Regions from separate parts of the Mus musculus genome. Here region 2 is linked to region 1. A link is a loop called in an ENCODE intact Hi-C map of the cell type or tissue named here. Cell type or tissue: left cerebral cortex. All regions are shown on one strand. Links, peaks and the distances in the headings refer to the core of each region. The heading gives the core; the rest is flanking DNA.

Region 1 (16,489 bases), core at 3,890-11,889:
AGGTGAAGGAATTGAACAAATGATCCAGGATCTAAAAATGGAAGTAGAAACAATAAAAAAGAAAACCTAGTAAACCATCAAAGAAAATGCAAAATGCAAAAAGCTCCTAACCCCAAACATCCAGGAAATTCAGGACACAATGAGAAGACCAAACCTAAGGATAATAGGTATGGAAGAGAGCAAAGATTCCCAACCTAAAGGGCCAGTAAATATCTTCAACAAAATTGTAGAAGAAAATTTCCCTAACCTAAAGAAATAGATGCCCACAAATATACAAGAAACCTACAGAACACCAAATAGATTGGAGCAGAAAAGAAATTCCTGCTGTCACATTATAATCAAAACACCAAATGCACAAAACAAAGAAAGAATATTAAAAGCAGTACGGGAAGAAGGTCAAGTAACATATGAAGGCAGACCTATCAGAATTACACCATACTTCTCACCAGAGACTATAAAAGCCAGAAGATCGTGGGCAGATGTCATACAGACCCTAAGAGAACACAAATGCCAGCCCAGGCTACCCAGCAAAACTCTCAATTACCATAGAGGGAGAAACCAAGATATTCTATGACAAAAACAAATTTCCACAATATCTTTCCACAAATCCAGAAGTTATGAAACAAATGGATTTAACAGATATCTATAGAACATTTTATCCTAAAACAAAAGGATATACCCTCTTCTCAGCATCTCATAGTACTTTCTTGAAAAAATTGACCATATAATTGGTCACAAAACAGGCCTCAGTAGATACAAGAAGACTGAAATAGTCCCATGCAAACTATCAGATCACCATGGACTAAGTCTGGTCTTCAATAACAATAGAAAGCCCACATAAATATGGAGGCTGAGCAACACTCTACTCAATGATAACTTGGTCAAGGAAGAAATAAAGAAATAAATTGAGGACTTTTTAGAGTATAATGAAAATGAAGCCACAACATATTCAGATTTATGGGACACAATGAAAGCAGTGCTAAGAAGAAAACTCATAGTTCTGAGTGCTTCCAAAAGAGAAACTGGAGAGAGTATACACTAGCAGGTTGACAACACACCTAAAAGCTCTAGAACAAAAAGAAGCAAATACAACCAAGAGGAGTAGACAGCAGGAAATAATCAAACTCAGGGCTTAAATCAACCAAGTGGAAACAAACAAACAAAAAAACTATACAAAGAATCAACCAAACCAGGAGCTTGCTCTTTGAGAAAAATCAACAAAATAGATAAATCCTTAGTATCCAAATTAACAAAATCAGAAATGAAAAGGGAGATATAACAACAAAAATTGAGGGAATCCAAAAAAATCATCAGATCCTATTACAAAAGCCTATACGCAACACAACTGGAAAACCTGGATGAAATGGACAATTTTCTAGACAGATACCAGGTACCAAAGTTAAATCAGGATCAGATACGTAATCTAAACAGTCCCATAACCTCTACAGAAAAAGAAGCAGTCATTAATAGTCTCCCAACCAAAAAAAAAAAAAAAAAAAGATCCCAGGACCAGATGTGTTTAGTGCAGGGTTCTATCAGACCTTCAAATAAGACCTAATATTAATTCCACAAAATAGAAACAGAAGGAACAATTTGTTCTATGAAGCCACAATTAATCTGTTATTCCAGATGAATTTGCAAATTGCCCTTTCTAACTCTATGAAGAATTATGTTGGAATTTTGATGGGAATTGCATTGTATCTGTAGATTGCTTTCAGCAAGATAGCCATTTTTGCTATACTAATCCTGCCAATCAGAGACATCTATAATTAGTAGACAACCATCCCCTTAGCAGAGAATGAACCAAATAGAATGTCTTACATTGTTTCAAGGAAAGTGGCCAAGGGTCTGCATAGTTAATTGGAGTTACCCAGAATATATTAATAATTTGTTTTTGCTTCTTCACATCTTATTATACTTTACTAGTGTTGCTTTCAATAAGTAAAATTAATATTATAAATAATTTTATTGTGACTTACTTTATAGATTACAGAAGAGTGAAATTTCCTCAAGGGGACAAGGTGTTACTTCATACTTTTTCTCTGAATGCAGAAATAAAATGACAGGTTCTGTACTGCTTGACTATTTGCTCTCAGGTTTTCCGTAAGCTTGTTGTTTGTAGTGCTCAGAATTTAAAAGGATAAAGATGGAAAATATACTTCATAGGTACTGAGGAAAAGAAGAGCTGCCGATAGCTAAAGAACACGGTGAGCTACATAAGACTGCCCTTCTTTCCCTCTTACCTTCATTTCTCCCCTCAGCCCCATAAACCCCTCACATCTGCAGAAGGAAACGCACTTAATTCTGAAAGAACATTTCCACAATAGCTAGATAATGGACATCCATCTTGTGAATTGTTCTGTACAAAGCACTATGGGTTTTATAAGAAGCATCACAGCAGGTAATAGAGAGCCATTGAATTAAGGAAAGATGGTGGTAGTACAATCAAAAGATACTGTGGACTTCATGTCCATTACAAAGGCATCTCTGTTCAGCGTGGCTGTGGAGGCTACAGTCTCATCTGCTGGTACATCTGTGTCTTTGTATTTACATGGATGAATCACATGCTCATATCGGCCCGTGTGTGAAATGTTAAAAAGATAACATATGTGAGAAATAACTAGCTTCCAGTCCACAGGAAAGACGTCCCTGTCTTCCTTTTCTTTAAATTGCAATTCTTAGAACTTTCTAGAAATCCTGTTACCAAGCAGCCTCACTACAGAGCCAGAGGCAGGCATTGCTCAGAAGGATGGCTCGCTGAGGCTATTGTCTGGTTCCTAGAAACCCGGCCACCATCCATTCTCAAGACAGACCAGCATTCAAGTCAGAGCAGAGCAGAGTGGAGTGGAGCAGAGCAGAGCAGAGCAGGGCAGGGCAGGGCAGGGCAGGGCAGAGCAGCTGCCACATTCATGGGACTGCTTTCACAACGATGGAAAGAGAAAGAAGATGCAGGTTACACAGCTCGAGTTTGTTACTATAAACCTAGCTATTCCCACAGGAAGTCTTGTCTGCAATAACTTAAATTCTCTAATGGTCACCATGATAATATTCATCTAGTAAATTTGAAAAGTGTATCATTTGGCTAAAATTTTAGTAACCTCATGATCCTAAAAACGTGGTAAAAATAGTTAAAAGAGGGAAAAAAAAAGGATTTCATTATAATCGTAGTTTTCTTGGGAAGTGCTCTTTAACAGGTCATTTCTAGGTTAGAACACTCATGTTTGACTAACTTTTCATTTCCAGACTATTTCCCACAGAACTGTGCAATATCACACAACTCAAATACCTTAGAATCAACTCTTGTAATTAATCTTGTCTCCAATACTTCATTATTATATATATTTCTACATATACATGTACATTTGCACATACATATATACGTACATGTATACCAGCTAATAAAGGACATGATTTGAAAACCAGGAATCTCAAAGACGAGTCAAGTCAGTTGTGGTTGTTCAGTTTACCCAATTTAATTTACAAGGATGTGTTTGCCCTGTCGGGTTTTTTTTTTTTTTTTTTTTTTTTTGGTGATTGTTTTCATCAAGCTCTATAATTGCTGCTGCAGAGTGAATTCTCCCTCTCTCTCTTTTGTGGGGGCCTCAGCCTCCTCCAGTGCACAAAGGTCATGTCAGGTCCACAAAGAGTGGAAGGCTTTAAATAATAGGAGAGCAGTCTCATCAATTTGCTTCTATAGAGTTGAAAGAACCAAGAAGCGCTTTTGAAGTTTCCTGCTTTGTGGGTCTGAGTCACACACAGCTGTAGGTTCCAGGCTGTTTGTCTTAAAACTAAATGAAAGAGCTGAGCACCACGTTTGAGACCCTGTTTATTTTCTCTTGCTAGTTTGAGAGAATGTGAAGAAGAGACAAATCTCAGCGTGGTGGCTGGGCGTTTTCACCTCCAAGGCAACTGCTCAAACACCCGCCTGCTTTAAATTAGTAGGCAACGGCGCACCTTGCATGTGGACTCGCCTAAGATAATGTTTACCACCCAAGATGAAACCCATGTCCCTTCCATCTCCGTTTCTCCCCCTACTGGGAAAGTAATTACTAGAAACAAACTTGCTTTCTTTCACTTTACTTTCCTGCTTTCTCGTTCTGCCCCACCCTCTTGTCTTTTCTGTTTTTGGTTAAAAAAAAGTGGTTCAAGAGGTGGGGTGGGATAGGGGCTTTCTTTACTTCTCCACTCCCTGTATTGTTTGACCAACTTGCAATGTTACAAAGGGTTTTTTAAAGTCACCTTTTGATTTCTGAGCTCAGAGGTGTGGGTATCTTGCTGAGTGAGAAGGCCACCCTGAAGCTGTTTTTGGTAACTTTCTTCTACTTTCTAAAATGAAGCTCTTCTTTTTATTCAGAGACTTGAAGTTCTTATCATACAGAGCTTTCACTTCCTTAGTTAGAGTCACACCAAGGTATTTTGTATTATTTGTGACTATTGTGAAAGATGTTGTTTCCCTAATTTCTTTCTCAGCCCATTTATCCTTTGTGTAGAGAAAGGCCAACGGATTTCTTTGAGTTAATTTTATATCCAGCTACTCCACTGAAGCTGTTTATCAGGCTTAGGAGTTCTCTGGTGGAATTTTTGGGGTCACTTAAGTATACTATCCTATCATCTGCAAATAGTGATATTTTGACTTCTTCCTTTCCAATTTGTATCCTTTTGATCTGTAGACCTTTTGTTGTCTAATTGCTCTGGCTAGGACTTCAAGTGCTATATTGAATAGGTAGGGAGAGATTGGACAGCCTTGTCTAGTCCCTGGTTTTAGTGGGATTGCTTCAAGTTTCTCTCCATTTAGTTTGATGTTGGCTACTGGTTTGCTGTATATTGCTTTTATTATGGTTAGGTATGGGCCTTGAATTCCTGATCTTTCTGAGACTTTAATCAATTCTTCAAAGAGTTAGAAAGGGCAATTTGCAAATTCATCTGGAATAACCAAAAAACCTAGAATAGCAAACAATATTCTCAACAATAAACGAACCTCTGATGGAATCAACATCCCTGATCTCAAGCTATACTACAGAGCAATTGTGACAAAAATTGCATGATACACTGGCAGACAGGTAGATCAATGGAACAGAATTGAACACCAAGAAATGAACCCACACACCTATGGTCACTTGATCTTTGACAAAGGAGCTAAAACCATCCAGTGGAAAAAAGACAGCATTTTCAACAAATGGTGCTGGTCCAACTGGCAGTTAGAGTGTAGAAGAATGTAAATTAATCCATTCTTTTCTCCTTGTACAGAGCTCAAGTCTAAACGGATCAAGGAACTCTACATAAAACCAGAGATACTGAAACTTATAGAGGAGAAAGTGGGGAAGAGCCTTGAAGATATGGGCACAGGGGAAAAATTTCAGTACAGCAATGGCTTGTGCTGTAAGATCAAGAATTGACAAATGGGACCTTATAACATTGCAAAGCTTCTGTAAGGCAAAGGACACTGCCAATAAGACAAAACAGCAACCAACGAATTGGGAGAAGATCTTTACCAATCCTAAATCTGATGGGGGGCTAATATTCAATATATATAAAGAACTCAAGAAGTTGGACTCCAGAAAACCAAATAACCCTATTAAAAATGAGGTACAGAACTAAACAGAGAACTCTCAACTGAGGAATAATGAGTGGCTGAGAAGCACCTAGAGAACTGTTCAACATCCTTAATCATCAGGGAAATGAATCAAAACAACTCTGAGATTCCACCTCACACTAGTCAGAATGGCTAAGACCAAAAATTCAGGTGACAGCAGATTCTGGCAAGGATGTAGAGAAAGAACACTCCTCCATTGCTGGTTGGGTTGCAAGCTAGTACAACCTTTCTGGAAATCAGTCTGAATGTTCCCCAGAAAATTGGACATAATACTACCAGAAGATCCAGCAATACCTCTCCTGGGCATATACCCAGACGATGTTTCCACTTGTAATAAAGACACATGCTTCACTATGTTCATAGCAGCCTTATTTATAATAGCCAAAATCTGGAAAGAACCTAGATGTCCCTCAAAAGAAGAATGGATACAGAGAATGTTGTACCTTTACACAATGGAGTACTATGCAGCTATTAAAAACAATGAATTTATGTTTTTTTTAATGAAACTCATAGAAAAATGGACATATCTGGAGGATATCATCCTAAGTGAGGTAACCCAATCAAAAAAGAACACACATGATATGCACTCACTGATAAGTGGATATTAATCCAGAAGCTCAGAATTCCCAAGATACAATTTGCAAAACACATGAACCCCAAGAAGAAGGAAGAACAAAGTGTGGTTACTTCGATCCTTCTTAGAAGGGAGAACAAAATACCCATGGAAAGAGTTATAGAGACAATGTTTGGAACAGAGACTGAAGGAGTGACTATCCAGAGACTGCCCCGCCTAGAAATCCATCCCATAAACAACCACTAAACTCAGACACTATTGTGGATGACAACAAGAGCTTTCTGACAGGAGCCTGATATAGCTGTCTCCTGAGAGACTCTGCCAGTGCCTGGGAAATACAGAAGTGGATGCTCACAGTCATCCATTGGACAGAGCACAAGGTCCCCAATGAAGGAGTTAGAGAAAGTACCCAAGAAGCTGAAGGGGTTTGCAGCCCCAAAGGAGGAACAAGATAACCAGTACCCCCAGACCTCCCTGGGACTAAACCACCAATCAAAGAAAACACATGGTGGGACATGTGTCTCTAGCTGCATATGTAGCAGAGGATGGCCAAGTTGGTCATCAATAGGAGGAGAGGCCCTTGGTCTTGTGAAGGTTCTATACCCAAGTATAGGTTAATGCCAGGGCCAGGAAGCAAGAATGGGTGGGTTGTGCACCAGGGGAAGGGCAGAGGGGTTAGGGGATTTTTGGAGGGGAAACTAGGAAAGGAAATAACATTTGAAATGTTAATAAAGAATATATCTAATAAAAATAATAAAAAAAATAAAGTGCCTCGGCCAAGAATGTACATTGTCCCTGGAAGAAATTTCGAAGGACAATGTGGCTACGGAACAGGGAAAGGAGCAAGTGATGCTATCCAGAGAAGACAGAGCCTCTGGGCCCAGTGGCCACATGGCTTCAATGGATTCAGATGGAATGGTACTAAGTGGGTCAGAAAAGGCACAGCATGCTTGCAGTCACATCCCATCTGCTTCATAAAGACTAAGTCACTGGAATAAAGACACTGCTAGTGACTCCTGTCAGGAGGCTCTGCAGTGCCATGGGAAGAAATAATAGCAGTTGGACACAGGTAACAGATCTGAAACAAGAAAAAAAATTATTCACAACTTGAAAAAAAGAGGACTTACTGAAAGAAAGTAGGAAGACACAATAAAAATAAAGAGAACTCCATCTTTTTTTTTTTTCCTCGTGACAAGTAGCTAGTAGGAATTTCACTTACCAGGAGCCAGAAAGATGAAGAGTAATACCAGGACTTCAGTGTCTGGCATGATCTATTTGAAATGTTAGAAATACTGAGTGGGTGGTTGGAGTTTAGAGAAAAATCAGGCACAGAGAAATATTTCAGGAGTCATCAGAATTGTATCAGTTATTTGTGTATAAGAAATAACCATAGAGTCCTGGTGTAGTACATCAGCAACACCTTATTTTCCAGGTATGCAAATTGACTTAAATTGGCCTGTATAGGTCACTCTTATCGAGGTGGTTCTACTTAAGTGAAGGTTTATAGTGGGCTTCGTTCCCCTGTGTGGTAACCCTCTCTGCATGTGTCACTCCCGGGAGTGGGTTATCTTCCCACTGGCAGAAGTATGAGAGAGTGAGTTCTGGTCAAATACATCTCGTGTTTAATATAATATTTTCCTATGAGTGAAGCCCGGAAGCAGGGGCTTCAATTGTTGCAGATGGAAGTGAAGGGATGATGCTGAGTCTGTAGTCTGCCACTTATGTATGGCCATGTACAGACTCATGTGCCACAGACATAGAGGGGGAGTCCACTCGATTGCACCAGTTAACTTTCTCACCAGCAGTGAGTGAGCATTCCTGGCTCCTCTGCTTCTTCCAGCTTTTGTTACTGTGCTAAATGGACTTGCCCACATGAGGATAGGAAATAGCATTTGTTTGACTAACACTAACTATATCCAATTCCGCTGTAGATAGAAAAACTCAGAGTTACTGTGCAACTTTGCATTTCTTCCAGTGCCTTAATGTGCCTTGGCCTGGTGGCCAGAAAATAAAGCTTCTTTGAAGATTTTGTATCTTTAGCCATCTTTCCCTTTCTACTTAGTGACGAAACATGTAGGAGAAAAGGTGTCAAATGATTGTGGCTTGTAACTCTAACCCAACAGGTAGAGTTTGCTGTCCTTGAATTGCTTTAATTTATCTAAAGTGATCCTGTTTTGGCCTTGCTCATGACTTGAGGCAATACACTGAGACTCTCACTTGCACATACGATGTTGACAAGATGATAAGGCTGATGCAGAGGACTCACCATGCCTCTGTACAGATGGGAAGGCCTCTCATTTTCAAGTCTTTATTGTGAGAAAGTGACCTGTCTGCTCTGTGACTAAAGTATCACATATGCCTGGTCCCTTCGTAACAAATGGTATTATGCCCTACTTACAATGCCCAATCTGTTCGAGTCTGTTGAGATTCATTGCATGAGGGCTGCATAAATCCTCAGGGAGCTAAAAGTCTAAGCCTAGGTAAAAATACATAGGCTGAGTGGCTGCGGTGCCTATCTTAGGAAAGGGATGCTAATGTGAGGACCACACATTGTCCTTAGGCACACTGTATGCAGCTTTGGTTATCTTTTTAGAAACAAGCACGTGGGGAGGGAGCTGTGGTAAAGCTTCAAATAAGAGTGAGCAGTTTCATTTTCAGTAATGGCACTCGTGATGAGGAGCACAGAACTGCAGACTTCCAGTGCAGAAATAGAAACTCCATTAAGAAATAAAAACACTGTGTGTTCTACTGCTCGATAAGAGTATTTCTCTATTCATTCCCAGTGGGTTTGTTCTCTCGGAACAAGACACTTTGCATGACTGCTGATTTGATCTAGAGAAATATCTATGCTGAACTCTAATTAACTAGAGCACCGTGTGGAGTTCTGCATCCAGGAGGTTAGAGATTTATGGCTCTGTGGCTTTGTGTACCTGACTAGACTGTCAAGTACATTTAGTCAATGCATACTTGCTGTATATGGTTATTTTGTTATCTTTTTATATTTAGAAGAATAGATTTTCCTTCTCTTAGAGAATGGCAAACATGTTTGGTACTGAGAGTATGTTTGTAGGATAATTAAATGGCCGGTGGCCCTTTATTTGACTTGCGGGAGGCCAGCAAGGGAAGTCAAACACTAGATAGAAAAGAGATTTGGACCGATGTTAGAAGGGACTTCTGCCAACATAAGAGACTGTGAAAGGGTAAAACAAAAATGTGGGAGCTGTAGCTAATTTAGAGTAAGCTAATAAAAATATTCCTACAGAAATAAAAAGAGTATTTGAAGGGTATGGGTTTTCTAACATTATTATGCATGGATCTTGTTGAGTTAGCTGTATATGTCAGCTATCCAGTATTTTTAGTGTGTTGTCCATGTGAAAGAGTTATTCTGTCTAAAACACAAGGCATATCAAGCAGCCTGTCTGACTTCATGATATTATCTTGCTGCCTGTAGTCCAGTGGTCTATTCAGTAGATTATGAGAGCAGATTTTATAAGTACATGTTTTCTGATGCTTGGCATTTGGGTTTGAGGGCTCATATATAAGGTGACAGAATAATAAAGCATATTTTAATAGACAAGGTACTCTATGGTCAAAGGTCAATATCCACTCAAACATTTTAAATATTTATAAATATTTTGAAAAGTCAAGATGACATGAAAAGTCTCTAAAAATACTTTTATATCAGCATTATTCAGGGTGAGCAGGAGATAAATAATATATCTGTAACAACCTAAGACCAGTTATAAACATTGTGGCTTGAAAAGAATACATATGTGTGTGTAAGTGTGTGTGTGCACATGTGTGTGTATCTATGTGTATGCATATGTGTAAATCTGTGTGTATGTGTGTGAGAATGCGTGTGTATATATATGTGTATGCATATGTATGTATGAATGCATATAACTGTACATATATGTAAACATGTATTTAGAAGAAGGTAGGAGAGTGAGAGAGCAAGGAAATAGCTGTTTTTTTGCTAAATTTATGCAATTGTTTTATTGAATACTAGGGATGGTCTGAACAACCAAATTGAAAAGCATCTTTTCTGTGATGGCATGCTACACACACACACACACACACACACACACACACACACACACAAACACACACCCACACAACCCATACACACATTCATGTTTAACATCTTTTTACTAAAATCTCTAAAGTGAATAAACAACTGTTTGCAAAGGCAAATAATATATTAGCCATGATTTAAAATGTATAGCTTGGTGATATTTTAGAGCTGTATGTTTAGCAAGATCTCTATCCTCTCTCTGGACAAGAAAATGATTCTGATGTGGGCACTGAAGCAGTCAGCTCATCTTTACCAAGGCCACTGACAGACACCCACATGCCCCGAATCAATGTGGGGATTAAGCTTTATGATCAGGACTGCACCCTGCCAATTGGTGGTATTTCACAAACAGGATTCCATTATCTGCGTGTTAAATGAACTTTGTTATTTTCCTCTATTTGTTTCTGTGAGAGGATGGGCTACAAAGTTCTCACAGCTGCCAGACAAAGAAGGACTCTATTTAAAGAGTGGTTGGAAGCACAAATGTTGATTATCTGAATGAAAGAATTTAATTAAGTTTCCTAAAGAACAGGGTACTAGTGACATCAACGATTGGCAAAATGAAGCAAGGAAGTACAGTATTTACCATTACTATAGTTTTTACTTAATGATGCCAGTATTAAATCTTGGCTGGGGTCCTGGAATGTGCACAATGGCTTGGCAACGAATTAGTTATTTTGCAATTGCAGATGTGAAGATTTGGGGTGTGAAAAATCTCTTTGCCAAGATGAATTTTGGGAAAAGTACCAAAGCAATCATTCATTTCCTCATTATGTGCATATCCTTTTTCCTGAATATGGTGGGGGTCCTCCTCAGAAAATAGTCACAAAATCACAAACAGTACTGAATTAAATTCCAAAATGGCGTTTTAACATGAAGGATAAAATGACTTAACCTGTCTGTAAAATAGTCCCTCAAAATATTTTTGACATGTGTACAAAATTCTGTTGTTATTAAGATATGTATGAAGCTTATTCCAAAAATCCTTGATTATTATTTTAGTGATTATACTTGAGGATATACTAGCTTTCACTCCAACTGAAATTGTTATGGCGTCAAATAATAGTGACAGTTGTATGTCACTTTTTCACCATAATAAGGATCATAAGGACAAAGATATGTCTCTTTCTGAGGTGACTATGTAGTTGGCCATGGATTGACTCATTTTCTTTTTATTAAAGTATATAGCCTGAACCCACAATTATTGCTAAGAACTGTTCATTTATATTTGTATGAGTTTAATGTTAGTAAAATTACCTCATATACTATTGCCGCTAGCTATTCAAGTGATTGGCAACAGATTCCAGGAAATATTAATTCTTAGCAGATTATTTGTTATGTTCAACAATAAAATAACCCTTAATGTTAAAATTTCTAAAGTGATACAAGTATCTACCTTACAAATTGGTAGGTAGAATGAAACACAATATGTAATAAACTTACGTGTCACTCTAGAATAATGCAATATTTAGAAGTAGAATAAATACTCTAATGCATAAAATAAATAAAGTAATATATTTAAACCATTGAATATATTTCCAAAACAGAGCAAACATTTTGGGGGCCAATAAAGTATGCTGTTTAGAGGCGTGAGGATGTGAGGGTGTTGAGGTCCATGCAATCTGAGGTCCTCAGGAAAGATCTTCATAGCCTCTCTGTTGCTAAAAACCAATGTATTTCTACAAGTGAGACCTTCAGATCCTAGAGAGATGGCTCAGTGGTTAAGTATATTGGCTGCACATCTTGAGGGCCTGGGTCTCAGTTCCTAGCACCCATACAGCAGCTCCAAGGACCTGACACTCTTTTCTGACATCTAAAGGTACCAGACCAGGTATATATATATATATATATATATATATATATATATGCTGCATATATATAATTCAGAAAAATGCCCATACACATAAAATAAATAAAGTGATGTTAATAATTTTATATACATATTCCTATATCCACATATGTACATTTATTTATTAATGTGAATGATTATATATGCACATTAAATATTTATATTTATATGTGTTTATTATTACATATATACAAATATCAATGTATAACCAAATTATTTTAGATTTTCTGTTTGTCAAGAAAGTATACATTTAAAAAAAACAACCATAAATGTCCCAATTAGATGGTCATTATTTACTTATACCACTTTCAAAGGCATTCTACGTTCAACACATGTAGCCATTTGTCCCATAGTAAAAGTTTAGTAAAAGCTATCCTTCAGAATAGTTCAAGAGCTAGAAAGGTATCTCAGCATGTAAAGCGTGTATTTGCCGCCAGGCCTGATGATCAGAGTTTGACCCCTGGGACCCACATACATTTCCACTCTCATAATTAATCTTGGCCTTGGTGAATATTTATATTTGAATCGAAAGCACAAAAACTAGCTTTTCCTAATACATTATGAGTATAATTGATATGTGAGGCCTCACTTTAAATGATGTAATGTTAGAGACACTTCAAATTTAGCTAATGTGTTACTAATTATGGATAATTGAGATGGAAGTCATAACCTCTGTCATAGCAATGCTAACAGTCTTGTAACTGACTTTTTATATTGATCACTATTCTGAATTTAAACTCAGGGATGCTGTTACTAAATAAGTGAAGATTCTACACTGTTGCTAAAATTCCTTTCAGAGGGAAGTAAACTACTTCTAACCTCTCCTCTTAAAATTGTAACTGAGGTGGAATTCCATCAAAGTTCACCCAGGAAAACCAGTGCATTTATTAGTCAGACTCAGAGAGGGATGGGCAAATGTTCCAGCTAGAAGAATAGAAAGCCTTAAAGTAGCCACACCAGAAAGTCTGCACACAGTATAGATGAGAGCTTACCAGGGATGTGTAGATGGAGCCTTCTCCCTGTGTTCTTCCCCATCTATAGCCTCAGGTGAGGGTTCCATGACTCTCCCATCTCCTTACTAACATGAGGGATGCCACTAACAGACTCATCTGTGATGATTTTTGTGAGCAGGCCCAGCAGACCTCCAAAAGATGTGGCAGTTCAACATGAGAGTAGATCTGTAGTACATATTTCATCTCCTTGAAGTCAAGCCTCTACACTGATGTTTTCTGTTCATCACTTGTGTATGCTAGAAATTGTTTGAAATGTTGGTCACACTTGGTATTTTTTCTTTTGAAAATGACTCTCTCAAGCTCTTTTTCTTCCCTATGTCCTGAACTCCAAACATCTTTTTAACTAATATAAATAGTTGTAAATAGACAAATTGTTTTGTTTATTAACTGAATAATATATAGCGCTCCACTGTGAGTCACACCATGTTATTAATCAGTGTGGTTCTAAGTCCTTAGTAGAAGATACACTTCTCTATTCAGTTTGCTCTGCGATAAGTGTCAGCAGTTATAAAATATTTCATATTAAGCATGATGTCCCAAGGCATGGTGGAACAGAGGTGAGCTGCACTGTTTCTAAACTCGAGTCTCCTGAGCCGATCTCAGCATTTCTTTGAATAATTCTTTCCTTAAACTTTCCAGTTGAGATACATAGGATGACCTTTAATTTATGATCTCCACAAGTACAAATCTGTCAGGAATTATCCTGGGTTTAGGAACCAGGAGAGGGAGCAAGGGAGCTATTTACTGTGGCTGCCAAGACATTTGGGGAGCGTTATTACATCTGGTTGTGTTTAATGTTTTTGTTATTGATATGGAAGAAGCATTTAAAAGTGCATTAAATTATCATCAAGGGAGAGGCTGTAGACTACAAAGGCATGTGAAAAACAGGATAACAGGAAGAAAAATATATTTTTCTTGGACAATCACCCTCAGTCTAGTTTTTTTTTTAAACAGGAAAATGAAGCACAAACACTCCTTTCTGCCCCTCCCCTGGCCACAGATCATGGAAAGTTATTAATTCCAATAAAGGAACATGATGCTGTCAATATGACAGATCTAATTTTCTTCTCACAGTAACACTATGAGGAAGTAACACTGGGAGAGAAAATTGAAGTAAGTGGTTTGTTGAAGTAGATAGTGACAAACTCTAAAACTGACCTTGAGGTTTTCAGACATCAGCCTCTGGCGTTGTCTATACTTCTGGGCTGTTTTCCTTCCACAGATGTAGAATTCATAGGAAGGAAACATAGTTAGGTTTTCTGGCAGAAGATACATATATTCTAGAGCTATGACCTACACTACTTTGCAACCCTAAGTAGCACTCATCTAGATTAACAGACGTTCAACACTTGCAAAACCTAGAAAAGAAATACCATGCTTGAATTTTTCTATCAAATAAACTACATTTGGGGAAAGTCAGACAAATGAGATATATGAGAATAGCATAAAACCTAAAATTTTTTTTAACGTAATGGGCTTTTGATAACAAGTTTTTCTCTTAAATTAGTAATTCATGTAACCATTGACTTATATTCCAAACCCAAGATGTACAAAAGTACCTATTATTAAGGTCAAAATCATCAAGACCATAAGGATGACATAAAGAATAAAGACTTGGGGTAGGATATATTGCTACACTCATAAAGCACTCGCCCTATAAATGGAAGAAGTGGAGTTAAGAGCTTCAGCACCCATGAAATAGACCAGGTGTGGTGCCTTGTGCCTGTAATCCCAGTGCTGGGGAGAGAGACAGGAGGAACCCTGGGCTTGACTCACTGGTTAGACACTCAAGTCAGATTGGTAAGTTCCAGATTCAGCCAGGTTAACAGCAATAGGGGAATCTACCCAGTGTCTGCCTCTGCCTTCTACAATCATGTGTCCCAACACACAGACACACAGACACATGCACACACATTCATGCATGCACACAAGTACAGAAATGAATTTTCCTTTCTTTATTTCTTCCCGTATTTCATTGCAAATTATTGAAGATATTTAAATGTTCTGGAGATCTTGTACTCACATTTGACTAGTTAGCCGCCATTGAAAAGAGATATTTTTTTCTTTAAATTGTAAGACATTATTCTTGCCCCATGTGCAACTCAGAAATAATAATTACAGGTAAACAAGGCATTGCTGCTTGAATGATAGAAGTTATTGCATGTACATTGATTTGAACCAGTATATAGCAAAACCAGCTGACTACCATGAAAAAAAATGCTTTTTAGTATTATACACATGTGTATCCTAAAACAAATGATATTATGTTATCCAAAACATGCTTGAGAAGTGGCCACTAGGTTTTCCTTGACAAGATTCCTGTTATCTCTTTTTTTATTGATGTGTTTAAGATGAAGTGGGATCAGTCAGTGCACTCAGCAAATCCTTGATAAGTCCAAGCAAGTCCTTGATACTATGTTTATTAGAAAATATAAATCCCTAAGATGTGGTAACTATCAAACTAATTGAACTCAAGGAAATATTTGTTTATTCTCCCAAAGGTGCTCCTTGTAATGTCAATTATTTCTGAGCTATTCTTCTGGAAATTGCCAGAAGCATTCACAGATACATTCACAACCAGTCAGTAGTCAAAACTCTTCATACATCAAGCAAGTACCCAATTTAGGAAAGCAGGCATTTGCAGCCAAGTTGGATGAATAAAGTGAGTGATTAAGGCTGGGTTAATTGAGGTGTTGAGTCCAAATTTGTGAGTGACTCATTAATAGTTCTGAGAACAAATCTAACGTTTTGAGTAATAGCAGCAATTCATGTATACCAAGTGCTTTGCCAGGGACTTTTCATATTGAGGTTCCCATGGTGGTTTGATGTTCTAAGCATACTTTTATTTGAACGTATTTTTTTTTTTGCATTGAGAACTTTTGCGTTATTAATGGAAATAATCATTATTTACCCATTTAAACATTTATAATCTTAAATTATTTTGAGACAAGAGTCTCATTATGTATCTCTGGCTGTTTGGAACACATTATGTAGACCAGGCTGACCTTGAACTCACAGAGATCCACCTGGCTCTGCCTCCAGATTGCAGAGATAAAGGCATGGGTCATCATGTCTGGCTATATTTATGATATTTCATCATCAGAATTTTAGACATACTGGAAAGGGGCAATAGCTGAATAATGCTGTCTTCATGTAGATGCCTCTCGGTTAGGAGAGCCTTTGCTACCCACACGTTTGATGCTACCTCACTACAGACTCAACAATGCTGGCAGGGAATGGTTTGCATAAGTCCAATGGAGCTTGGAAGTCTTGCATGATGCAAACTGTGGTCAGGAGACAGGGTAATTCCAGAGGATTTTACAACTACTGGAAGGCTTTGTAGATCTGTCTTCTCACATAGCTCTTTGGGGCTCTTGCTTGTCTC
Region 2 (16,489 bases), core at 4,977-12,976, 240 kb before region 1:
AAATAGCGCGCTTCATATCACATTTTTTTTTTCCTTATAGAAATGAGTGCTGTGAATTGTTAGAGAGCAAATTCAACTCCAACACTGGAGATGAAACATGATCCACAAAATATATTCTGATTTTGGCAAATGCACAAAAAAGATGCAGTATCAGGCTTTCCAAAAATGAAATATAACGATGGTCTCTGCGTTCATGTTGTCTGTACAAATGAAATGCAGAGTTGAAAGGTGGTGTCTTATGGACTCTTGTCATTTGTTTGAGACAAACTCTTTGCATAGCACAGGCTTGCCTAAAACTTAGGACCCTTTTGCTTCTGCCCCTCCAACTGATGGTAATACAGGAATCTGCTACCAGGCTGGCAGTTTGTGACTTTAACATCTCGGAGACTTTGGTTGTATAGCAGATTTTATTTCTCTAGGAACTTGGTCAACTCATAAAACTCCAGTTGTTTTTCCCTATTTATAAAATGGGACAGAATTTAAGGTCTATGCTCTAGGTTGCATTAGTGCTTTTCATAGATAAGACTAGTTAGGGAGGCAGGTGAATTTCTGAGTTCAAGGCCAGTCTGGTCTACAGAGTGAGTTCCAGAACAACCAGGGCTACACAGAGAAACCCTGCCTTGAAAAAAACAAAAACAAAAACAAAAACAAACGAAAGATTACTTAGGAAATCACACATGATACTATTCAGTCTTTTACCTGAGAAATAGGAGAAAACAGGGTTTTTGTTATTATTTGTTTGTTTGTTTTTCAAGACAGGGTTTCTCTGTATAGCCCCGGGTGTCCTGGTACTTGCTCTGTAGTCCAGGTTGGAATCTAACTCACAAGAGATCTGTCTACCTCTACCTTGAATGAAAGGCATATGTGACCAGTGTTTGCTAGAAGGAAACAGTTTTATAGTTTGAAATCCGTGAATTGGTTTTGTCTTTGAATTTTCCATTTAAAGTCTTTGGGACCCAATATGCAGATCATAACATGAATATTTAATTTCTCCAGTTCTCACTGAAAGCTAGTAGTTTACAAATGCTTGAGAGACATAACACAACATAAAGTATCAGACAATCTATTACTGCAACTGATGAAAAGAACCAGTTGAAGCCTGGCGTGGTGGCTCATGCCTTTAATCCCAGTACTTGGGAGGCAGAGGCAGGCAGATTTCTGAGTTCAAGGCCAGCCTGGTCTACAAAGTGAGTTCCAGGACAGCCAGGGCTATACAGAGAAACCCTGTCTCAAAACCAAAAAAAGAACCAGTTGTTCTGACAGTGATTCAGTAACTATCAGTTTTACATAAAATCACTTTAACTCTTGATGTACCCTAGATGTATGCTAAAGAATGGTATTCAGAGAATTTCGGGGAGGAGTGGGGAGGAAGCTAAAAATTGAATCCTAACCTCATGCATAAGTAACTCTACCTGCAGACTCTCAGAGTATTCATTATTCTTTGATAATTTCATACATGCAAGTGATAAATTTTAATTGCTTTTTAACCCTTTATTATTCTCTCCTACCACTTCCCCCTGTCTTCCAGGGAAACCCCTCTTCTTCCAGTAAGTGACCCTCATACTTTCAGATCTTTGTGGAGATAATCCACTAAATTTAATTAGAGTTTCTTGCCTAAGGGAAGGAAGTTTATTTATTATTTATTAAGTGCAACTTACCACTGGTTATACCACTGGAGAAAGTAACACCTTCTCTCCCTGAAGCCAGTGACTGCCAACTGTCCATCCCTCAGGAAGGAAGGAGGCCTCTTGAGCCCCTTCCCCATCCATGTTGAAATAATGATGGGCTCAATCTTGGGGGTAGTTTTCTAGTATTCAATTTAATATTTTTTTGAGATGATGCTACCATTTGGCTAGGCAGGTAGACAAAATAATGAAAATAGTTTTGACTGAGGATCTAAAGTTCACTTAACGAATGAAAATGTTTTATGTCTTTTGTGGGAAAATGTATTATCTATTTTGAGATGTTTGTATTCAAATTAATTACAAGAAATCAAGCGTCGTTTACATCCTGACATCCACTTGCCTTTGATGTTTGTGAGTGATTAACACCTTCTCTTTTCCCAGTTCATATGAACACATAGAAGCTATTCAGGTGTCTAGTACGGCTTCTTAAAATGTCTGCTCAGAATGTTCGCAGTTGGTGTACTGGCTGGTTTTGTTTGTAAATTTGACACAGCTGGAGTTATCACAGAGAAAGCAGCTTCAGGTGAGGAAATGCCTCCATGAGATCCAGCTGTAAGACATTTTCTCAATTAGTGATCAAGGGGGGAGGTACCCTTGTGGGTGGTGCCATCTCTGGGCTGGTAGTCTTGGTTCTATAAGAGAGCAGGCTGAGCGAGTCAGGGGAAGCAAGCCAGTAAAGAACATCCCTCCATGGCTCTGCATCAGCTCCTGCTTCCTGACCTGCTTGAGTTCCAGTCCTGACTTCCTTTGGTGATGAACAGCAATGTGGGAAGTGTAAGCTGAATAAACTCTTTCATCTCCAGCTTGCTTCTTGGTCATGATATTTTGTGCAAGAATAGAAACTCTGACTAAGACAGTTGGTCTTCACAAATTTGTTTCAGCAAAGATGAAAGCTAAGTCATATTTCAACACTTGATTACATTCTCTATTATAGCTGAAGCATTCATGGTAAATGAAATGCCAAGGAAAATGCAGAGAAAGACCAAGCACCCACACTGTGCCTGAGCATTGACTCCATTCCAGGAAATGTAGTTAAAGCAAGCACGTGAAGGGAGACTGGAAAAACAAAACTGCACAGTTCAGAAAGCAATGGAAGGGAGAATTTCTTCAGCTAGAACTTGATTGGTCTAGAATAGAAAATTTGAAATGACTTGATTGGTCTAGAATAGAAAATTTGAAATGACTTGGATTTGGGAGCCAGATATACAAGTTACATGATAAATTATGGAAATTTGGAAAAGAAATATGTAGTATAGCATGGGGTGGGTGTTGGATGGGACCGATACATTCTAGAAGATTATGGAAATTTGGAAAAGAAATATGTAGTATAGCATGGGGTGGGTGTTGGATGGGACCGATACATTCTAGAAGAAGGTGTTAGGACCTGGCTGAAAACATTCTTCCCCAGAGATTTCCTCCCACTTCCCCAGAGGCCTTGGTGGTTGACAGCGGAAGAGGGGAGCTGTCACAATCAGGTAAATTGTGAAGGAAACCAAAGGAGAGCCTGCGATGTGTTTGAAGCACGGTGCAATCAATCCCAGAAATAGACATGGAGCATGAGGTTGGTCATCAGTGAAGCCAATGCTGTGAGCTGGTTACTAGAAAGAATGTTCCCATGACAGAGTTCCGAACTAAATGGATTCTCACCACACTGTGCCTTACAGGCTCACAAGATCCCTGAGATCTGGATGAGTCATAGGCGAGAGTGGGCGTAAGTGTTGGTAGATAGCACATGCTCAATAAACACTTGTTGCATGAATGATCCATCTGGTTTTAGGTGCAGGGAGAGGAAATTTCTGTTTTTATCCAAGTATACACAGGCATCAGTTTATACTTATTGTGCTCCATGAAAACTAATTTCTTAGAGTAAACTGTTTTGATATCAGAGTTTTTTGACTAAATAATAAGGAACTAAAGTTTTAAATAAAATTAGTTGCATTTTAATATTTAAGACTTCCAGAAACTTTAACTACAGATTATGGTTTTCTGATATGTAGATCAAGTGAGTACATTTTTCCAAGTTTATCTGATTAGAAAGCCCATTTCTTAACAATCATGTTAAAACACACAAACATACAAACACACACAAAACAACCACTGTTTTTCTTAAGTGTCTCCTGGACTCATGCTCAGGAGAGGACACAGGTAAGTTTTGGATACAGAGTAAGGCGAAATTCAAAAGAGTAGCAAAAGACATACATAGATTCTGGTAGTATTAAGAAGAAAGTTATCTTTTTGAAGTTTCTAGGATTTCAAAAGCAAAATTTATAGTAATTAGGCAATCTTCATTTTTATTAATGTTCCTGCCTAGAGCTGAGAAGCCAAGAGTCAAGAATTCTATTTAATCTGTATCTATAGCTCAAGGCTGAGTTAGATAAATTTGGAGAGTATGGGATGAAATGGATTAGGGGGTGTAGGCAAGCGATTGCCAGAGTCTATACATCATTGAAGCTTCCTGTAATTTCTACTCGATTTCCCAGAAGCAGAGCTATTGCCTGTGTGTGAAGAGACTGGGGAGGGTTGTGGGAGGAGCATCCTTGCTTCTGAGTCCATTGCTGTGTCTCACCCTCCCCACCCCCAACCTGAGGGTGGAGTGTGTGCTTGACTCACTCTCACATAGACAACCTCTTACTACACTTGGAATATGGAATGAGCTCAGTAAAACTGGAAGTGAACTAAGTCACGAGAACAGAAAGAGAAAAGGCAGACCTTGTATCCTCATACCACTTGTCCTCCCTAAAATGACAAGGCCAGGCAGTCCTGTCACCCCCAGAGTGATCTGGGGACGTGGGAACATTGCTTTCTGCAGGATGATGTGTTGTTCGTATTGCATAAGATGTTTTGTACCATGTTTCACAAGCGTTCTAAAGACCGGTCCCTTAAGCTGTCCTTTGTTGTTGACAATGAAAAGGCAAGGCTTTTGGCCTTTCTGCTTGGATGAGAAGATTACCGGAAGCCCAGGAACCACACACAGCTCTGAAGGGAGAAGGTGTCCCAATAGAAGGGCATCCTGAGACACGGCAGCCCAAGAACCACAGAGCTCAGAGAGGAAGCCTCCTCAGTATTATAGCTTCTAGGGGAGAATAAGACCAGCTGAGCTGAGGAGCTCAGAGGCCTTGGCCCAGCTCGTTCTATTCTTCCCTTCATTTCTTCATTTTTTTTTTTTTCAAGACAGGGTTTCTCTGTGTAGCCCTGGCTGTCCTGGAACTCACTCTGTACACCAGGCTGGCCTCGAACTCAAGTGCTGGGCTTTAAGCTTCTTTTGATGAGAGAGTCACACCAAGCAGCAAATCTCATACAAGAGATTTATTGGTGGGTCCAGGGTGTGGAGAGACAAATCCAGGAGTGGCTGCCTCTGCTCCCAGGAGGGAGCGGACAGCAGGTAATTGGACAAAGGGCAGAGCTTATCAAGGATTTTTTAGGGGGCAGCGTTTTCCAGGGCACAGATTTCCAGGGTGAGGATTGGTGAGATTTCAAGTCCTAAGCTTGGGAGAGCGCAGGGATTGGTGGGTATCTGTGGAATGTTCAAGGATTGGTGGGTTTTTCTTATTCAGGGATTGGTAGCTCTTGCTGAGACTTTTACCAAAAATTAGCATAATCTGGAGAAGGTCCTATTGAGGGGCTGGAGATAACCTTGTGACAGTTACAGAGGGTAGAAAGGGCATTATGACAGGTCTAGCAGAGGGAGGCTGGCTGCTGGAGCTACTTAGGCAGGGGGCTGTCCAATTTCTTGCTATGGGGGTTTGCCAAGTTTACAAAGTATACAGAGTATACAAAGTTTACAGATGAGTGGTGTGAGTGGCCAACAGGTTGCCTCTACAGTTTCAAAACTCATCATTCTGGTTAAGTCCAACTAACTAAACAACTAACTAACTAAAGACTATGAATGCTTGTATTTCCAGAGAGTTGAGAGATTGAAGATCATGTACGGGTGATACCTTTTCCCCCCTCTCTCAGTTCTTTGCTCAGGAGGAAGTGTGATTCCTTCCACCTCAGAGTGATGTCATCACAGTAGAAGCCAACAGAATTCTCCTGAAATGAGACTCCTGGAAAAATGCATTCAATACTAGCATTGAATTCACAGAGGAAGAAGGAAAGACCAAATGGAGCTGTATAGTTTTAGAAACTTAGAGAATTTCCATAGCTAGAACATGACTGACGTAGGACAGAAGAAATCTGAAACGGCTGTGATTTTATAGAAAACTCCAGGGATACACAGATACCAGTATATTCAATACTAGTGTGTATCTATGCATTTTCTGTTTTGATTGTTGATTATTTAGTCAGGCTCTCCATGCCAAGCATGTGCTGTACCACTGAGCTATATATAGCACCAGGCTAAGATACCTGTTATTACATAGCACCATCTTGTAACATCCCCTGCCCCACCCCCCAGCCCCCAGGGAAGATGGGAAGTCTTGCTTCATGATTCCAACTCAAATACATCATGGGGTTTCTTAACCAAACCTTTCAGAACAGAAAGTATAATCTCTGCTACTTGTATCTCCATTTAAAGTGGATTTTCTCCTAAGTTGTTTTCCGGTAGACGACAAACTGATTTCTGTGTCCATTTCTGCTATTTTGAAACAATTTCTTTCACTGTCATGATGTTGATAGGCTCGTGCAGGTACGGACTGATTTGGTATCCGTGGGTTCCTCTGCTGCCTGCTGCTCATTGTTTGAGATACAAGTAAGAAGCACATTTCACCCTATTACATCTACACAAAGGCAACAAGAAGATTAAAGCTGCCACCCAAGCCATTGTTTCCCATTTATGCTCATTTTCATGTTGCCTGACCCCCTTATGCATATAATAATTATTCCTAGATTTCTGCAAGCCGTGACTGCACTAAAATAGATCACAGCATCGGCCCCGTGTTCTGCTTACATTCAGGATGAGGGCTCTGATGAACTGCTCATTTCCAGGAGAGGAGTTTCCATGGAAACTCGGACAAAGGGAAGGCAAAATAATTCTTCAAGGCACACAAGAAAAAAATTCTACCTTTCTTTGTATTTGCAAGCACTCTGTTTCCTGAGCAGATCAGCTGGTTAGTGCTACCCTGGCTCTCGAGGAATTCCTGCCTAAGGGCGGTGGGGGTGGGGTGGGCAACAACTAAATATTAAGAGATCTATAAAATAGATAGGGTGATAAAAAGTTATTTCTCCAAAAGGCTTAAGCCCAGGAATTTATTCATTATTATTATTATTTAACAACAAGACTTAAAAGAATCAAAGCATATATTTAAATACCCACTGAATTTCTAAATGTGGGCTTGTTCTTCAAATTCTAAACTTCCTGAAATAAATAGGCCTTAAGAAGAAAGCTCAGGGCAAAACAAAGGGATCAGTGATAGGAGGCAATTCTGTGTTACCTGAAAATACAGATCAAGTAAGAGTAAAAGACAAATGAGATCATACATGTGGAGTCAAATGAAGTCATGTTCATTCCCTTGGAAAAAACGATGTCTCTCTCATTGGGTTGCAGACTGCCTCATTTATATTTGTACCCTCCACGGTGCCAGACCAGTGCTATGAAGCTGTCTGGAGACAAGTCTAATGCAGGAGGGGATACACCAGCTCTCTTACAGAGTTAGTCAGCACTATGTGTAACTACTGACACTTTAATGCATCCATGGTACAATACTTGCTTGTTGCATTTGATTACAATCATGTTCAGGAAAAAAAAATGTCTCTCTTTGATGTATTCTTCCGGTAAGGGGCCTCAGAGTCATTACAGAACACACCCAGATACTAAGTTACCCAGACACTAAGTTCTCAGAACAAAGGAGATTTACTACCCTGGAGTAGTAAAAGCATGTGGGGAGCTGCCTCTGGATTGGACAAAGGCAGCAAGCAGCATGTGTTTCTCTGCAGAAAGAAACACATTTAAGGGAAGTCTGCACTAGGGTGAGTTGGTACGTCCTGATTGAACAGGCTCTCCAATAATGAATTTTGATAGCTGGACCTTGGAGATCAATCTCAGGAACGGGTCAGTGGCCAACAAAGGGAATAGACCTTGGGGGCTCACTTTAGGAATGTAATCTAATGGTTTAACAAAAGGAGGAAAGAGGGGTGGACAAGGCTTGTCATGTTTGCCATGCTGGGCTGCGGGCGCTGCTGTGAGAGAGCCCATCATTTCCTGCAATAGCTATAATAGTTCATGTATTATAAAGGCACATAAGTCTCTGAACTGTCAGATTCAAAAGTGAAACAAAAATTACGAAAACACAAACAGTAAAACAATGATTGGAAATACTGCATATTGTCAACATACTCAGGTTGAGGGTAGATCTGTTTTTTGTTTGTTTTTAAATCAGAGTCTAGAGCAGAGAAAAATCAGTCAACCTAGCACTGTCTGTGTAGGCAAGATAGGTAAAGCCTTTTAAACCCAAGATGCATTTATCATGCATGGGTCCTCAAGGATGTGAGATGTGACTAAGGCAGACAAGTGGGTAAATACATCCAGAGGGAGGGAACATGTCAAAGGCAGGGAGTTGGAAGAGGACCAGTGTTGTAGGCATTCTGTGTAGGTCTCAGCGAGACAGTAATGGAAAGGGGTGGGAAGGCAGAAGGCAGTAGCCTTCTTGGGTGGTTTTATGCAAAGCTAAGAAGTTCAAGTTTTGTTGAAATGTGGGTAAGTCATGGACTGATTTCCACAGAAGAATTAAGTATTAACCCTTTCCTGCCATCATGTTGGAAGAGTTCAGGAGGGAGGAAGTCACTGATAACAGAGAGATCAACTCAAAGAACAAGGGGATGGCATTGATAGTGGAGAAATGTCTGTGTCGCATAGCTCGGCTGTTGTAGACAGAAGCGGAGAGGGGATTAAGTCTGGAGGAATGCTGATAGTGGAAATCATCTACTTAGGTATGTTTCTTTAAAGAAATGGAGGCTGGACTGAGCTTTGCTTGCTGGGAAAACGGCAGCATCTTTTAGTGAAATTAGTTTTCTCAGGGTTGAAAATGTTCCCTCAGTGGCTCCTGTTAAATGTATGGCCAGCAGCCTGTGACACTCTTAGGATGAGGGAACCCTTTGGTAGGTGAGGTCTACTGGAACGGATGTAGGACATTGGCAGTTTGTCCTTAAAGTGGTTCAGCTTTCCCTGATTGCTGCCAAAATTAGGTGAACAGAAACCGTCAGCACTGTGACATCGCAGGCCCAAAACACCAGAGCCAGAGAGGCATAGACTGGATCTCTGAAATCACGAGCCTGAGTAAACTTTCCTCCTTAAGTGGTTGATCTCAAGTATTTTTCACAATGAGAGAACCCTAACACACAGTTCAAGGGACGCTAAAACAGAAACGTATAGACACCAAGGCTACAGCTTCAACTTTGTGCAGCCTAGATGATTGGTCGCAGTAGGTCAGGCTAACTTCTTAATGCTTTGGATTTGTTTCTTGAGATGTTTTCATGTAGTTATTTGGAAGATAAAATGAACCAGTGTTTATAAAACCTTTACACACTTGCTCAGTCTATGTTTTTGGAGCATTTGTTACTGTGTACTAGGATAAGGAATTGGGACCAAGTTCTTGCCTTTGTAGGACATCTGCTGGATGTAAGAGGTTATAAGCCAGCTAAAAACATCAGCATGTTCATTGGTGATTTAGAAAACTGATGGAAACAGGTTGGAGAGACAGTTGTAGACAGAATTGAGAGGTCTTCTTTCTGGCATGTAGCTAGGAAAGGCTAAAACTTGTATGGTGGTCTCAGACAACTCTTAGAGCACAGAGGGGGACATCTGATGACAAGACAAGAATAAATATCGAGCCTCGGAAGTGAGTGAAGTCAGAAGAGCGGTATGCAGTCAGCAGCACATTGTGTATAATAAGCTCACAGACATAATAGATGGGCTGCTGGGAAGGTGCCGTGTATTCAACGACATGCCACGGAGAGTAGAATATCTCTTTTATTTATGGATGTTCTTAGCTAAGAAGGTAAATATATTGCAAACGGAGTGTAGAAGAGTTCTCTAAGGCAATACTGAGGTTTTTGGCTTTTGACCTCAGTCTCAGGGCACTTTGTAATTAATGCCCCCCCCCTGCTCCCCCCAGTTCTGGAAATATATTTTCTTTTTAAAGTTTGTTTGAACCTTAGGCACCTTGAATAGTAGGTGGCTTCTAGCATAGGTACAGATAAGTACCTTCTAAAAGGTGGAAATCCATAGAAGCCTACATACAGAACCCTATTAACCCTCACTTATCCTTTTAGTAGAAATCTCTGCCGTCAGTAACTTGTATATATATATATATATATATAAGCATGCAGTGATAGAATATATTTCATTCGATCAGGCAGTTCACCCTGAGGCTTAGGTGAAGGTGAATGGCTATGATATGACCCAATCAATGCATTTGTAGATGACAATGTCATGTCACAATGTGAAAAGATTGGACACCCCTCAATGGGGACTGGGAGTGTAATGCTCTGGATTCAGACATCTTATACAATCAATAAACAAAATTGAATTCAATATAGATGCTGTTAAGTGTGCAAAAAAGTATAGACGGAGTTGGGGATTATAACTCAGTTGTAGAGTCTACCTAGCATACGAAAGCCCAGAGATTGATTCTCAGAAACTCATACATTTGTGAATAGTAAATGCTATAGAGAGAAATTGCTATCTTCTTTATCTTTACCTTCAAGGACAACTCCTGAGAGTTTCCTGTTTTTCCAGCAAAGATAATTATCATCAACCTTTGCCCACAAGGGCACCTGGGTTGATATGAAACTTGTTAGTTAGGCTTTCTATTGCTATGAAGAGACACCCTGGCCACAAAAATTCTTATAAAGGAAAGCATTTAACTGGGGCTGTCTTAGGTGGATAGTCTTCTTGTAGCCCTGGCTGCTACTTCCTCATCTACCTCTGGCTTTTGTCCAGCTTCCATGAACTCATTCATTTATTAGAATCTGCCAGCTGGACACAGCAATTCAAAGGTTTAACCCATTATTGTCATGGTGGGAAACATGGTAGCATGCAGGTAGAGAGGTAGCTAAGAATTCTACATTTGGATCCACAGGCATCAGGAAGAGAATGAGCCTGGTTTGAGCTTCTAAGACTTTAAAGCCCACCCCAGTGACACACTTCCTCCAACAAGGCCACACCTCCTGGTAGTGCCAGGCTCTATGATCCTATAGGGCCATTTTCATTCTGACTACCCAAAATTTCCTAACAGATTTACTAGCAAATATTAAAATGTACATTAAAAATGAGCTGTAGAGGAGAGAGTTAGGTCTTTTCGGAACAGGGATAGCATAAGGGCAAGATGTAGTTGCTACAGTTTCCCGATATTATGGTGAATCTGTCAGAATTTACCACCGAAGGATTCAGATTTAGTAGGGCTTACAAGACAAGGTTTTAGTTGTTGTACCCAGAGACTGAGTTACCATTGTTTCTGGTGTACAAAAAAGCTGTAATTATATAGTAGCTCCAAATTAAACATAGAGAACATAAAAACATTGCACTTTTTAAAAACTAGTATGTGTTCTTTACTGATGTATTAAAACATTAGTATAATCAAAAGTTTGAATATCAAAGGAAACAAACACAGAATAAATAATTGAGTAGACATTAGAACTACACAAGACAAGAATAGGACTATAGCATAAAATGAATGGTAGCTTCCATGTTTGCCCAGAATGAGTTCTAACAAAGAGCTAATGAAGATAAACAGTCTATTTAAGTGTGGCTGGAAAATTCCCCTTCAGCCAGCAGCTGGCACAACTGTTGTCATTCAAAGAGCATTAAGTAAATGTCAAATAATTGAGTCACCGAGAAACAGGGATGACATGACCTACATTCTCATGAACACTTTTTGAAAATTCTCCCTTGGCCTATTAAACAGATGATGCTTAATAGTCATATTAAGCTAAAGCAAAACATCAAGAAGTCAGTATTTAGACAGGGTTCAGCTTGGGATTCCTCAGGGAGATTGACAGAGGTGCTTGCACTCTAGGTAGAGTGCATTCCCTTGAATTGCCCTAATAGGAGCTTGAACGACCATGTATTACTGCTGAGAGCAATACAAAGTTCACTCCAACAATGGGTAAGTACAAGGGCTGTCATATCCTAGGGCAGACAGTGCCTGCAAACCTCCCTTCCTGCCAGAGTAACCAAGATGTTCTTTAGCAGAATTAAAGGTCTTCTTGTAGCCCTGGCTGCTACCGCCTCATCTACCTCTGGCTTTTGTCTAGCTTGCATGAACGTAGTCATTTTTTAGAGTCTGCCAGCCGGACACAGCAATTGGCTTTTGTTTTGGCCCTTGATTTCTTCTTTGCCTCTTGGATTCAATTTAACTCTCTGTCTTTGAAACTAACTTCACTCATTTGCCAGGTTTTAGCTTGGTCTGTGCTCTACCCTAAGGTCAGAGAATTACAGGCATACCATGTAATACCACAGCAAGGAGGAAGATTTTAATAATAGACGTCTTAATGCCAAATCCCACACATCCCTTAATGGTGAACAGAAATAGATCATTTCAACATCCTTCAAGTTAAAAATGTTCTTAGCAGAGTCTCAGGGTTTTTACAGACTAAGTAGGTTTGAGGTCAGTGATATGCGAGCTCAGCTGCTCTGTTGTTTTTAAATTTGGTGTTCCACAATAAAACCAAAGAGACTGTCCTGAATAGAATATAAATATTTCAATAATGCTTCTTATAGAAGGACATTAATTAGAGCCAGAAAAAACAGGGACTAGAGAGATGGTTCAGCTCTTATGAGTCCTTGCTACTCTTCTAGATGACCTGGGTTTGATTCCCATCATCTGCACAGTGGCTAACAGCTAACTGTGTGCAATTCCAGTTCCAGGGATCCAATACTCTCTTCTGGCCTCCGTGGGCAATGCACATATATGGCTCACAGACATACATGCAAGCAGGACACCTGTGCAGATAAAGTGAAAAAAAATTATTAAAAAAAAGAACCAGAAAAATGCAAGAATAACTTGTAAATATCACGATAAAGTTATTATACTCAACGTGTCAATAAAAACACTAAAATATATATTACTAAAAATATTCCTTGGTAATTCCTGAAATGATTTTTGTTTTCCCCTTTTGATAAATGAGGCATGGCTGTAAGTCTGAATCCTAGTCTCTCAGTTCCTAATTCATTAAATATATCCAGGAATGGGTACAGCTGCTGTTCCTCCCACAAGGCCTTAAATGTCCTTTACTAGATCTAAACACCATTTTCCAACTTTGCTGACAGTTTGCCATTAACAGCTGCCACATGTAGCCCTTTCAAGGCTATCTTTGGGCCACTAAGCTGCTTTTCTCAACAGCTGGGAGGCAGGATTGCTGGAAGTATGTGGAGTTTATCTTTCCTAGGGTGGAGCATGCCAGTGTGTGGGACCACAAGATGATGTTGGAAGTAGGCAAACTCTGTAGATTAAACTATAGACCAACATCAGAGTGATGCTAGAAGTATGCTACTTACAGGTTTTCATGAAGGCAATGGGCAGCATCAGTGTTGTACTCTGAGTGGTAGTAGTGTTTTGTTTGTTTTGTTTTGTTTTAAATTTCTTAATACAAAAGTGTGTCTGATGTGATGGTTTGAAGGTGAGTTAGTGAAATGAGGAATTCTGAAAGAGAGAACAAATACTGATGGGAAGTAATAAGGAAAACACTTTAGGGAGAAGTTAACCTCTCTACTGGTAATATTGAGGTGCCAGGCAGTTTGTCCTGCTTAGAAGATTCACTACTGAGAAACTGAGGCTAATCAAGGTTTAGACAGGAATTGAGCTACTACTTTGACACCAAACTAGATCTTCTGCTTCAAATAATTATCATTTTCACAGTTACTATCGGGACAGGAGGCAACACGTCAGAGTCCCACATGTGGAAGGAGGCCATCTTGATCCAGGTCATACACTTGGGGAATCGCTATCTTGATTGACAGCAGGATGGCTTTACAACTGTTTGGTTTTATTCCAGAGGGTCAACTTCTCTTGTAAATAGGTATATTACTAGTTTAGGCATAGAGGCCTCCAGTTTAACAGCCAAATGATGTTAAACAAACCACTGACATTTAAAAACCTCCAGCCCCAAAGGTATGTAATACAGTAGGGGGACATACAACATGCATGATAAATGCTAGTTTCTACCAGATTCACCAAAGTTTCTTATTTTTAAAGTCTCATTTTTTAAAAAAGTAAAACGAAGCAGCTCCTCTCAAGAAAACAAACCCAGGAATCTGGCGAGTAGTGCTTGGACCAGGGGCCAGGGGCCAGGGGCCAGGCTTTACCCTGGGTCACAAGTACATCCCCATTCTTAGTCACTGGGAATTCAGTAGTCACCGAGAATTGGACGGTACACAATTGAATTTTTATATTTACCTTCTCTAGGACCAGAATGTGTGTGCAGTGAAAGCTGCAGTGTGGAACGAGAATTAGAGGAATGTACTGAATAGAAGTCAGGTGGACCATTGTCAGGAGCTTTCATCTGTCTGTCATGTTATAACCTACTCTTTTTTTTTCTTATTAAATATAGAAATTGACCAGTTCTTACTAGCAAACACCTTATATCCCGATTTTGGTTCCTCTACCTATAATTAGAGACACTAAATGGCATAAAGTTGGGATGGTGACTACATGAACTGATTTGGCAGTTCACCCATCTGGTCCTGCATCCATCTTCCTCCCATTTTATTCTCTTTCTGTGAACAAGTAGCAGATGCACAGAGGATGCTGTGCAAATGCGGCTGCATCCCTACTTGAAGACACTTAGGCTTTGGAGCCAAAACCGAACAGTGGAGAGTTTTAACCTAGAAGTGAGACCCAGGTATTGTACTGGCCTTCACTAAGGGACCCCCTTAATCTCTTTTATGGTGTAAATGATTTTTTTGAGAAAAAAGTGTAATACACAAGCCAAAATGCAAATGAAATGGACTATAGTGAGATACAGTTCTATCTCAGAGGATTTTGAATATTTGTAGACCTTAACGGTAGACTTGGAAGCACTGGAAAGATGTTTGTGCTACCTGGATGGGGGAAAAAAATCAGGACTAACTAGCCAAATGCTGAGAAAGTGAGGAAGAAGGATGTGAGCAAGGAGGAGCATTATGGGAAAAGAGTCAGGGTGGGGGTAGGAGAAAAGAGAACAAGGTGTCTGCTTTCTGAGCTCAGAAATCAAGTCTGGAAGGGTCCGTCTAAAATAAAAGGAATTGTAGTCTGTACAGCTCCTTTAGCACAAGGGTCCCTCCAAAGGGCTTTGTTCTGTAAGCAGGTCCATGTAAGTCCTCTGTGTACAAACATTCTCTGTGGCCATACATCAGTGAAGACAGTATATGGTATTTGTAGTATGTCAGTTTGCAAATAACTCTATACAACTCTCAGAATGGGGAAGATTTAAAATAGACTAAGCATACTAATCCAGAATTGCTCTGTTACTAAATGGGGACCATAGTCACAGCTGGGCATCTCAACATTCTCCTGCGATCACCCGGTTTTTACCCTGAAGTTCTTGTGGCTGAAGAACAAAGCTATAGCAGTGGGCTTTGTACTGTAGAATTTGTGGTCTGTTTTTGCAGGAAAGGCTACTATGCAGGTTTCGTTTTATTTTAATTAAAGAACTCAACATAAATACTTGCATGTATTTTTAGGCTGCAGTGTGGTGATTCAACATACTTACTTTGTATAACAATCAAATCATAATGCTTACTATTTCTAACATTTGTATCTTTCTTACTTTTTGTAAGGAGAAAATTCAAAGATCCTCTCCTAGGAGGCTGGAGAGATGGTTTTGTGCTTAAGAGCATTCACTGTTTTTGCAGAGAATCTTGATTCAGTTACCAGCAGCTACATGACAGCTTACAACCATCTATAACTCCAATTCCAGAGGATTCTAGTCTCTTTGGCCTCTGCAGGCACCCATGGCACACACGCCGGCAAAACACAGATACATAAAATAAAAAAAACAAATCCTTGTAAATACTCTTTCAGATGTTCTGAAAAGCATAACAGCATCACAAGTGTCAAGTACTGTGTGCCTTTTATTTGGAGAGATGAGGTGAGTCTCAATGGAAAAGACATACCTTTCACAAGCTAGTGAAACAGGACAGATATATTAAGGTAATTTAGTTGCTGTGTGGCATCCTGGAAAGAACAGTACAGTTCTAAGAACAAGAGGAAACAGATGTTTGAATTGCGACATTGTAACTGTTTATTATTATTATTAGGTATTTATTTCATTTACATTTCCAATGCTATCCCAAAAGTCCCCCACAGCCTCCCACTCCCACCTCTTGGCCCTGGCTTTCCCCTGTCTTGAGGCATATAGGGTCTGCACAACCAATGGACCTCTCTTTCCACTGATGGCCGACTAGGCCATCTTCTGATACATATGCAGCTAGAGACACGAGTCCTGAGCAGGGCGGGGGGGAGTACTGGTTAGTTCATATTGTTGTTCCACCTATAGGGTTGCAGATTCCCCCAGCTCCCTGGGTACTTCCTCCAGCTCCCCCATTGGGGGCTCTGTGATCCATCCAATAGCTGACTGTGAGCATCCACTTCTGTGTTTGCTAGGCCGTAGCATAGTCTCACAAGAGACAGCTGTATCAGGGTCCTTTCAGCAAAATATTGCTAGTGTATGCAATGGTGTCAGCGTTTGGAGGCTGATTATGGGATGGATCCCCGGGTATGGCAGTCTCTAGATAGTCCATCCTTTAGTCTCAGCTCCAAACTCTATCTCTGAAGCTCCTTCCATGGATGCCTTGCTCCCAATTCCAAGAAGGGCAAAGTATCCACACCTTGGTCTTCTTTCTTCCCGACCTTCATGTGTTTTGCAAATTGTATCTTATATCTTGGGTA

Evidence for each region. Peaks named below come from ENCODE experiments on the same cell type or tissue, not always from the same donor. Only the 100,000 strongest peaks of a DNase experiment are listed, where the experiment ranks them.
Region 2: a loop joins it to region 1, with 2.3 times the contacts of the local background. A loop is called at or near these places in 2 of 42 quality-filtered maps.

The regions. Positions count from the first base shown.
Region 1 is chr12:39,728,725-39,745,213 of GRCm38, reverse strand. No RefSeq gene overlaps it. Among named protein-coding and RNA genes, the nearest start is that of Gm24434, 120 kb to the right of the region's middle. In left cerebral cortex, for the core only: no CTCF peak of the experiment used is centred there; DNase peaks (open chromatin) are centred at 8,031 and 8,692; H3K27ac peaks cover 1,164 bases.
Region 2 is chr12:39,966,146-39,982,634 of GRCm38, reverse strand. No RefSeq gene overlaps it. Among named protein-coding and RNA genes, the nearest start is that of Gm40399, 24 kb to the right of the region's middle. In left cerebral cortex, for the core only: no CTCF peak of the experiment used is centred there; DNase peaks (open chromatin) are centred at 5,705, 6,534 and 8,179; H3K4me3 peaks cover 197 bases; H3K27ac peaks cover 2,231 bases.